Regions from separate parts of the Homo sapiens genome. Here region 1 is linked to region 2. The links are chromatin loops, found by intact Hi-C in ENCODE. Cell type or tissue: Calu3. All regions are shown on one strand. Links, peaks and the distances in the headings refer to the core of each region. The heading gives the core; the rest is flanking DNA. Region 1 overlaps CTSC (cathepsin C). Region 2 overlaps GRM5 (glutamate metabotropic receptor 5).

What was found. Hi-C counts contacts between places; a loop is a spot of excess contacts. Peaks named below come from ENCODE experiments on the same cell type or tissue, not always from the same donor. Only the 100,000 strongest peaks of a DNase experiment are listed, where the experiment ranks them.
Region 1: it touches region 2 in a loop (4-fold over the local background); 4 of 110 quality-filtered maps call a loop at or near these places.

Annotation. Positions count from the first base shown.
Region 1 is chr11:88,314,265-88,319,656 of GRCh38, reverse strand. The region is part of intron 2 of CTSC (cathepsin C); the gene reads left to right. Among named protein-coding and RNA genes, the nearest start is that of CTSC, 21 kb to the left of the region's middle. In Calu3, for the core only: no CTCF peak of the experiment used is centred there; a DNase peak (open chromatin) is centred at 2,586.
Region 2 is chr11:88,534,343-88,539,734 of GRCh38, reverse strand. All of the region lies in intron 8 of GRM5 (glutamate metabotropic receptor 5), which reads left to right. Among named protein-coding and RNA genes, the nearest start is that of GRM5-AS1, 32 kb to the right of the region's middle. In Calu3, for the core only: no CTCF peak of the experiment used is centred there; no DNase peak of the experiment used is centred there.

The DNA of each region.
Region 1 (5,392 bases), core at 131-5,130, 220 kb after region 2:
TTGTGCCCTACCCAAAATATATTTTAAGAAGATATCATTTGAAAATAATGTAAAATATTCTTCATTATTATGATTTTGTTGCCAAAAGTAATGTTAGAGTCCCTGTTACTGATAATTTTCATGACTGTAAATTTTCAACATTTGGAAACAAAATTTTCTGATGTGTTTTAAAATCTTAAAGAATTTCAGTAGATTTTGACACATTTTTGTTAAAAGTATGAAAGTGTCACAGCTTTAGAAGGATTTAGAATAATTATCAATTGGTATTAGGGATGACAATTTTAATAGACAAATTTTAACTGAAACATTTGCTTTATTGATGTCTAGGACTAAAAAAAATATTATAGTGATGGAACCATTTCAAAACATCTGTTTTTAAAAACTTCTGTCAACATGTTTGACAGAAGTCAGAATAGGGTAATTATAAAAAAACTGCCATTTTCTTATGTTTGCATCATTAGTATTTGCAAATCCTTGTTTCTTTGCAAGTATATTTTAAACTACTTGTTCATTTTATGAGTGTTAGCCTGATTAATTCAGATAAGATGCTCAAGTCAGTTTAAGCAGGCAGATGTGAAAAAGGGAATATGCTGTGCCTTAACTATCTTATAGGGACTTACTAGCACACTGTACATAACAGATGAACATCTGATATTAGATCTGATGGGCACACCAATGTTGTTTCATATATTAAATAATAGTGGAAGTTTTCAATTTAATTAGTTTATTTATTTATTTATTTATTTTTGAGCCGGTGTTTCCCTCTTTTTGCCAAGGCTGGGGTGCAATGGCACATGGTTGCAGCTCACTGCAATCTCCACCTCCCAGGTTCAAAGGATTCTTCTGCCTCATCCTCCCAAGTAGCTGGGATTACAGGCGTGTGCCACTATGCCAGGCTAATTTTTGTATTATTAGTAGAGACAAGGTTTCACCATGTTGGTGAGGCTGCTCTCAAAATCCCGACTTCAGGTGATCCACCCGCCTCAGCCTCCTAAAGTGTTGGGATTACAGGCATGAGCCACTGCGCCTGGCCAATTGTATTTTTATGTTAGAAATATATATGGGAGTTACAATACTTTGTTTCCAATGTTCCGCTGGAAACCACTGGTTGAAAGGATAGGTCCCAGTGTCAGCTGCCCAGTTGGCAGTTTTGGATAGAATATAAGTTCTATGAAGGCATGGATGAAGTATCCTTCATGGTAATGATGGTAATGTTAGTATAGTCACTTGTTTAATGTTGTATAACTTTTTAACTCTTCCAACTTCAATTTCATCTATATCTTTCATAGCAGTCCAGTAAAGTAGTATCAATTATAGATATCATTCCTACTTTCAGATAAAGTAACTGAGGCTCACTAGTTTTGACTTGCTCAAGGTTACGTAAATGATAAGTGACAGACTGGATTTAAAGGGCGGAGTCCACTTTACTAAACTGCCTCTGTCTTCTAGCCAAGTTTGTTATGTAAAGTAAGTATTCAGACATTGGCTAAGTATATTATTAATCAAGAAAACAGTAGAACAGGTTTAAGGAATTTTTTTTTCCCTCTCCTCAGTGTCAAAAAGCAGTCAAGTAAAAGATCCAAGATAAATAACTTCAGTTCCCAAAAATAACTTCAATTCCAAAATTTCCCTATGACTAGGTATATCTAATTGGATAGCTGATAAAATGAGTGGGAAATTGAAGAAGGGATATTTTGAGAATGTGTGGCAACTTAATGGTAATATTGAAGAAGCAAATGGATAGTTATTGAATCATAATAGTTTTTTAAACTTAAATACTAGGGCTTGATCTTCATATTTTAGGAAATTATCTATTTGTTGCAGTAGAAATTAGCATAAATGAATGGAAACTTAAATTATCTCATCTGTGCAAGGCAGTCTTCAGAGACTGATGTTTATATAAGTGAAAACTCAGAAAAATTTTTTGGCTGCATTTCAAGCTGGATAGCGGGGTCAAAACTTCAACTTCTTAATTGGTGATACAACGTCAGAAATCACAAAAGAAGTATTTCACAGGAAAAAATGACATACCCCGAAAACATTCAAATCAAGAAAATCACAGGGGTACAGTGGATGGTCCCCCTTAAGGTACTGCGTACTTGGCTTCCCCGCTGGTAAATGCCTCTCTTTTACTAAGTTGTTGTCGTGCAGAGTGGCATTGCAGCTCTGTACTTTTACAGAATAATTTCAGGTTCTAAAATTGATACATTATTTCAGATTGTAAGAATAGTATAAAATAAAATTTTAAAAGGGAAAATAATTCCATCAATTTAATGGAATGTGTAGGGTTTAAGTTATAACAACAAAAACAAAGTTGTAGTTTTTTAGGATTACTCATATAAATAGTGTGTCTATTAAGAATTACTGGCTTTATGAATATTAAATAAGAAGGCTGGCCGTGGTGGATCATGCCTGTAATCCCAGCACTTTGGGAGGCCGAGGCAGACGGATCACCTGAGGTCAGGAGTTCAAGACCAGCCTGGCCAACATGGCGAAACCCTGTCTCTACTAAAAATACAAAAATTAGCCGGGCGTGGTGACGCATGCCTGTAATCCCAGCTACTCAGGCGGCTGAGGCAGGAGAATTGCTTGAACCCGGAAGACGGAGGTTGCAGTGAGCTGAGATCGCGCCACTGCACTCCAGCCTGGGTGACAGAACAAGACTCCATCTTGAAAAAAAAAAAAAATTAAGACAACCACAGATATAAGGATTTGCAATTAGAAAGCTTGAAGGGAAATTTTTGGAACTTCTAGGTCAACCTAAAATTACAAATAGGGAAGCAGCTTTGGAGAGGAACATTTGCACTTCTGAAGTAATACTGTGATTTGGACTGTCAGACATTGTGATATATTGGCATCACCACACCTCTGTTAATTATAAACTTACCTATTCTCAGTGCCTTGTTAACTGTTGAAATAGGACTTGACATTTGTTGTTCTTCCTCTTCTGTTATTCATTTATTCACTCATTTAGTAGTTAATTACTTCCTAGTGCCAGATAGTTTTCTAGGTACTGAATAAACAAAAATCCTATTGTCATAGTTATGTTTTTGTGGAAAGAACAACCTGATAGACTATCGTGAAAAATAAATGAGTTAGTATACATAAAACACAGCCCATGAGATATAGTCTGTAATTATCATCCCTGCTTCATTTATTTATTTATTTATTTATTTATTTAGAGAATGGATCTGATTCTGTCATCCAGGCCGGAGTTCAGTGGCTGGATCATTGCTCACTGTAACCTCAAAACACCTGGCCTCAAGTGATTCCCCCAACCTCGGCGTTCCAAAGTGCTGGGATTAAAGGCATGAGCCACTGTACCTGGCCATTGCTCCTGTTTTAAAGATGAGGAAACTGAAAGTACAGAGAGGAACGTGACTTGCTCAGGATCACACAGCCAATCAGTGGCAGAGCAGTCTAGGCAGTCTAGGCCTGAAGGCATTATTCTTTCTTTCTGTTCTGCGTCAAAAACCCTAGGCAGGCATGGTAAAAAGACTGAAAGAGCCAAGGCAACATAGGTACCTGAAGAATGGGAGAACACCTATGAGGACTGCTAGAAATTTTAGGCAGCCCTTTAAAGGCCTTGGGCAACAATTTGAACGTGACTCATGAGTCAGTTAATTCTCTGCACCTTTTTTTTTTTAGAGAATACAATGGATAAAGCAATGACCTTTGTAACATGTAAACCTGTATTTGAATCCTTTCCTCTCCATTTAATTTTGCAGAGTCACCTTTTCTTCATTAGAAAGAAATTTTATCCCAAAGAGATTATCGTGAGGCTCAAATAATATAGGTGGAAGCCCTTTGGGTTTAAAAAAAAGCCTTTTCTGTCATTTCTGGGTATCTCCCGTCAGTGATTTTAGTAATTGTTTACCTCTCTGGCTCTTCGTGAGAAGACAAATTGTAGGAAGAAGTGGAGGATGGCATTGGGTAGGATGCTTAGTTCTAGTTCCACCACTTCCTTAGGTCTTTTTTTTGTCCCCCAAGACTATATCATTTCTGTGTTCTCTTGAACCTGTAAGATTTATGAGTAATCTGTACAATATTTATAAAGTATGAAATCTCTGCCATTGTGGCACAAAAGTAGCCATAGACAATGTATAAATGAATGGGCATGCTGTTCTCCAGTAAAACTATATTTATAGAAATAGGCAGTCTTCTCCAATTTTAGTTTGCTCACCCCTTTCCTATAGAACTCAGGTTTATCATATACAATGTTACACATTATTCCTTTGAATAAATTGTTTACCTAATACTTTTTAAATTTGGGCATTTTCTAGGACATTCTATTGTTTTTATTTTTAACTTGTGTTATACTGCAGTGAATGTCTTCCTGTGTGTAGCATTTTGTTTGTGTATGTGTGTCAATATCTATAAAGTAGCTCTTAAGAACTCTGGAAACATTGTCAGACTGCTTCCTCAAACAGCAGAGGTGGGAGGGAGCATCGGCCTAACCCTACCTGGCCTGCCTTACCAGCATGCAACCAAGGAGAAGAGAATAGGATCAAGAGCCAGTGCCAGAGAGAAGTACATAATACAACTTTATGGAGTTTAGGTTGCATCCTATAAAGTTACCATGTTACACTGTTTCGATCTACCAAAGTAGAAGTTTTACATAGTTTAGTATGAAGTTAATTTTATTAACCTTTTCACACAACACACCCTCTCATATTGCTGCCCAACAATGTCCTGGGTCTTTGTTTCCATGGTCATCATATTGAGTAGGGTTTTAGCAGGGACTTGAGTAGTTGGGAACTGAACTCATGCTAGTGAAGCCATTCTTCACTAGAAGCAGACATATGGGATCCAGAATATCATGAACAACCAGCTGGGTACAGTGGCTCACACCTGTAATCCCAGCACTTTGGGAGGCTGAAGGAAGCAGATCACCTCAGGTCAGGAGTTTGAGACCAGCCTGGCCAACATGGTGAAACCCTATCTCTACTAAAAATACAAAAATTAGCCAGGCCTGGTAGCACATGCCTGTAGTCGCAGCTACTTGGGAGGCTGAGGCAGGAGAATCGCTTGAACCTGGGAGGCGGAGGTTGCAGTGAGCCGACATCTCGCCAGTGTACTCCAGCCTGGGCAACAGAGTGAGACTCTGTCTGAAAAAAAGAGAATATCATGAATATCACCAAAGATAAAAGCAAGATGCGGATATGAGTAGCCCAGAGTAACTTTTCCTGTGCTATATAACACAGTGAGTGGTGATTCCCACAATTCAAGTCCAGTTTTTCTGGATTCTAAAGCCATACATTTTTAACTCTCCCCCTAAATATGATTTGAATTCAGAGAGTCAGATGCAATAAGGTAATTTTAACTTTAAGTGTAGTTTAGCCCACACATTTCTCTAAACTGGGGGTTGGCAAACTACAAACCTCTTTTTGTA
Region 2 (5,392 bases), core at 197-5,196:
TAGGTCCAGATGGAGGTAGGTCCAGATGGAGGTAAGAAAATCAAAGATGCATTAACTTAAAAGAATTAATAGAGATTATATTGGTTATGTCTCGTATGAGGAAGCACTATTTCATAAGTATTAGGGGGTGTGTGGAGGAAACAGGACAAATATTTTGTATCAGAGCTATCTGGGAGAAGCCTGCCTGGTTATAGAAGTTATTAGTACAGAAGAAAATGACAGATATGAAAGGAACATTATGAAACAACTATAAAATCAAGCATTTTACATGAATTGTCTTACCTGATCCTCAATATTTCCATTGTATATATGGAGAAATTGTAACTCAGAAAGCATAACTAACCCTATGAACATAAACACAGTTTATGATTCCCTTATGGGTCAAAGGCAAACTCTGGTAAACAAGTAGATCCAGGCTTTGTGAGACCTAAAGTTCCTTCCACTTGGGGAGCTTTATTTAAGAAAAAGATTACAAAATGTGAATACAAAAATAGAAACAGGGCCTTGCCAGGGGCATCTGTGAGTGAGGGACCCTGATACTCCATCAGCTTTAGAGCAAATCTGCTTCCATCGAGCACCACTGAGGTTTAAGCTCCATCAGTCCCCAGACTGAGAAAATTTAGTTGCTGGTGCAAATTTTAATCAAAGTTAGTATCACAGAGGAATCAGTCTTCCTATCCAAAAGGGTAGAAAGGGCTCAAGTAAAAGCATAGGCAGTGTCTCAAGCCAAGGAGATTATGGGGAAAAAAAATGATAAGGTTTGAAAAATAGTACAGTTACCTGTATCCCTTAGGCCATTTAAAGACAGAACTAGGTTTAACAAATGGCACAGCTACTATTTGTAGCCAGCATTTTAGTGAGAAGCAATTTACCTCACAGTTGACCATTCTAGTAACCTGGGCAAATCACTTGATCTCCTGTGTCCTAGTTCTTCATTTGTAAAGTAGGAATAATAATAGTACCTAACTCAAAAGACTGTTGTAATGATTAAATCAGTAAATTCAGGGACTTAGAATTGTGTCTGGAACATTCCAAGTGCTCAGTAAGTGATGGCTCTTATTACATTTATTATCTAGCTTCATCTGACTTCACTGCATTTCCAATTGTTCATGTATAAAAATGTGAGGAAAAATCTCTGTTGGAAAACTACCTATCTCTCTTTAGAAATAGTAAGGTTATCTGTCTGAAAATTCCTCAGTCCTATAAGATAGAAACTAGCAACTTTTAATTAATGCCATAATGAAATGTTTCCTATGGAGACCCTTCTTATAGTTAACATTTTGTTCCTCCCTGAAAAGTTTTCCCTATTGAGGATGTTGTATAAAGCTTGTAAAGCACCTTAGGATTGGTTTTGAAATCTGTATCTTCCTGAATTTCTATTGATTGTGTAACAAATAGTAATGTTGAAGGAAAGTACACAATAAAATGGCAATGACTTATGATGATTCATATCTGAAAACAAGCTCTCATCATAAGTAGGATTAAAATACATCCTTTGGGAATTCTTCAGAAGCTAAATGAAAGGCTTTACTCAATACAAAATTTAACACATTTCCATAATATTGCTATGCTGTAATTTATTAAACTATTCTCCCGTGGTTGGTTTGTTCTTTTTTGTTGAGGTTTTTTTTTTTTTCTGTTTTCTATAACATTGAAGGAAAAAATCTTTGTGCAGAAACCTTTGAGCTTATGTTGAATTGTTTCCTTAGAATAAATTCCTAGAATTACTAAGTCAATACAGCTGATTTTTTACTTTTTAATTCCTTATTTGCATTGCTTCCCCACTTTTCAGCTTTTACCTTTCCATTATTTTCACAGAACACAGTGAAATATGTTACCTGGCAATTTCTCAAATCATTTTGCAGCTTATCTTCACTTTGCCATTAGTTTCTGGAGCTATTAATCATGCTCAGTTTTTGTTTTTAATCTGATTTATCTGAAGGAATCAAGTTGACATTTCAAGTCTGTGCAAAAGATGTTTTTCTGCGCACGGAGACCACAAGATCTGATGGAATATCTAGTAAATCATTCCAATATATTTACATATATAGATAGATAGAAGGTTGAGAGATGATATTGAAGAAAGGAATTACCTTGCAATAGTACTGCATAATATTGATCTTTTTAAATTTGGCTTCACTGTTTCCCTCTAACCTAAAGATCCATAATGACTTCCCTTCTGCCTTCATCTAGAATTTTCCTCTGATCAATTAGACTTGGAAGGCTGACTTGGGCTTTCCTTCAGCTCTCTTTGTAACACTCTGAAGTTGTTAAAATATTCTACCATCTCGTCCCTGTCTGTCTTCTGCTATCACACTGTATCCCACACATCGAAACTGATTGTCAGCTCTTCTTAGTGATGCCTCTTTTACAGCCTTCAGATTTTTGGTGTATTTCTGTCTAGGAAAACTCCAGCCAGAGAAATGCCAATCTGTTTGCATGTTAACAAGGGGCCCAGAGGGTGATTTATTCCACTTGACCATTATGTAGTCAAATTTGACCTTTTAAAAAATAAGCGTATATTGTGCTCAAAGCCTAGCTCCACTAAGTATACACTATTAACTTCATGTACGACCTTTTCAGTCTCTCAAATGTGCCATCAGATTATTTAAATAAGGGGTTTTTAAGCATGAAATAAAGAAAAAGTAAGTTGTTAATGAAGAGCATGAGATTTGGAGGTAAAACATCTGGTTTCTAGTGGCACTTCTGAGACTTACAAGCTATGGGGTCTTGACCAAATTGTGAAGCTTTCTGAGCCAGTTTCCTTATCTGCTGAATGGGGATAATTATATTCCTGAGTTTGTTAAGAAAATTAAATGATATAGGGAAAGTTTTTCTATAATAATGTGAATGCTATTCAAAAGTATATTACACCATAGTTTCTCTCTTCACTTTATGACTGCCAAGATCCAAAATTAGGATGGTCCCAAAAGGAATGTGGCAATAAATCTGTAGAATAAGATGCAATGTGCAGCATTCTACCTCATATATTTTCCCTAAGATGTTTTAAAATTATAAACTGTGTTTCTGGGTGATCACTAAAGATATCATCTAGAGGTAGATGTTTGATCCAAATTTCACCTGAGGTCGAAAAGCTGAGGTCTTGGCTGGTGTTCAAGGAACCAACATGGGAACAGAATTGAATGTGCTCAAAGCTGTTATAAAGCTTTGTGTTGGTACAAAGGGGGAGTGGATACAATAACTACAGCAAAGTCAAGATTAAAAACTAAAGTCAGAAAAATTCTGTCTCAAGGCAGGGAGGCAAAGGGAAAGAGAGAGCTAACAAATAAAAACTGGCTCCAAAATTTGCTATAACTGGTCTCAAAGAAGATGGTGGCTGGAAAGAACTCCTAAATCATCACTGAGTTGAGCCAGGATTACTTGTATATGGATCTGTCACTGACTAATAAGGAATAAGCACATAAGCCCACTGAGGTTCATTTTCTTTTTTGTGTGTGTGACACCTTCTTATTCAAATTACACAAAAGATAATTGCAAACAATTTTTGTTAAATATGTATAAGCCCATGCCAATTCTTCAATATATGTGAACAAAAGCGTTTTCAGAGTAGTTATAAGGCTTCAGTACTATGAGCTGAATCATTTCCCATGACCTAATCAGTTTAAGAATGTAACACTAAACCCACAGTAACTGGTTATGACTGTAACTAGCATAGCTTTCAGGAAATGAACAAGGGTGTTTCTTCCATGATTATAAGGACCAATTGTTTAGGCTTTCTCTAAGTGTGGATTATTGAGAAAATAATACTTTGTTTTACCCAATCGATCTCTCTCTTTTTTGCTCCTTACAAATCTAACTTATTAACTCTCACACTTATTTTATATAAATGGTACATACAGAAAGGAGCATTATTTAAAAGAACACAAACATCTAAGTAACACTAAAGTATTTGTTAGTAGTAACTTCTTTAGATTCATCATATATATACACTCACACACATGTGTACACACACAGAGAGACACACACAGTATTTATAAACAGTCAAACCTAAGTAAATGCTATAACAATTTCAGAAATTCTTAGACTCAGTTTTGGAAGAAAAACTAATGAAACCAAGTATAGCAGATAGGAGGATTTCAGCCTCAGAAAGTCTATAACCTAACTCAAAGTGGCTTAAATGATAACAAATTAATCTCACATAAAAAGAATTTCTGACACTAAAAAGGCTAATTCAGTAGCTCAAAGGACACAATGGCTCAAGGACCTACTTATTTCGACCTTTCCAGTCTACCACTGAATCACTGGACCACAGTTTTTGAAATGTTGGCTTAGCTTCTCTCATGCCTGCCATATGGTTGGAGCATTGTCAGGTATCACATCCAGACCACTGTCCACAGAAAAAGAGACTATGTTTTCCAGTGTTTTATTAATACTAAAGAAATCGTTCTCAGAAGTCTCCAGAAGACTCTCTCCCATGATCATTGGCTAAAACTGATGAGTAAAGTGGCAAGTGAATCTGATAATTACTATTATCATCTTAGTCTAATCAGTGTCTACATCGTGAAGGTAAGGATGGGATGGCTTGTTAAGAAGAATGTGACAATGCAAAGGAAAGGCAAATATCTTAAAAAAATAAGTATCTTCCATGTAACTGTATTAGTTCGTTTTCATGCTGCTGATAAAGACATACCCGAGACTGTGCAATTTACAAAAGAAAGAGGTTTAATTGGATTTACAGTTCCACATGGCTGGGGAAGCCTCACAATCATGGCAGAAGGCAAGGAGAAGCAAGTCCCATCTTACAAGGATGGCAGCAGGCAAAGAGAGAATGACAGCCAAGCAAAACAAGTTTCCCCTTATCAAACCATCAGCTCTTGTGAGACTTACTCACTACCATGAGAACAGTATAGGGGAAACTGCCCCCATGATTCAATTATCTCCCACAAGGTCCCTCCCACAACACATGGGAATCATGGGAGTACAAGTGAAGATGAAATTTGTGTGGGGAAACAGAGCCAAACCATATTATTCTGCCCCAGCCCCTCCCAAATCTCATAACTTCACATTTCAAAACCAATCATGCCTTCCTGACAGTCCCCTAAAGTCTCAAATTATTTCAGCATTAACTCAAAAGTGCACAGTCCAAAGTCTCTTCCAAGACAAGGCAACTCCTTTCCACCTATGTGCTTGTAAAATCAAAAGCAAGTTAGTTACTTCCTAGATACAACGGGTGTACAGGAATTGGGTAAATACAGCCATTCCAGATGGGAGAAATTGGCCAAAACAAAGGGGTGACAGGTCCCATGTAAGTCCAAAATCCACCAGGGCAGTCAAATATTAAACTTCCTTTGACTTCATGTCTCACATCCAGGTCACGCTACTGCAAGAGGTGACCTCCCATGGTCTTAGGCAGCTCCACCTGTGTGGCTTT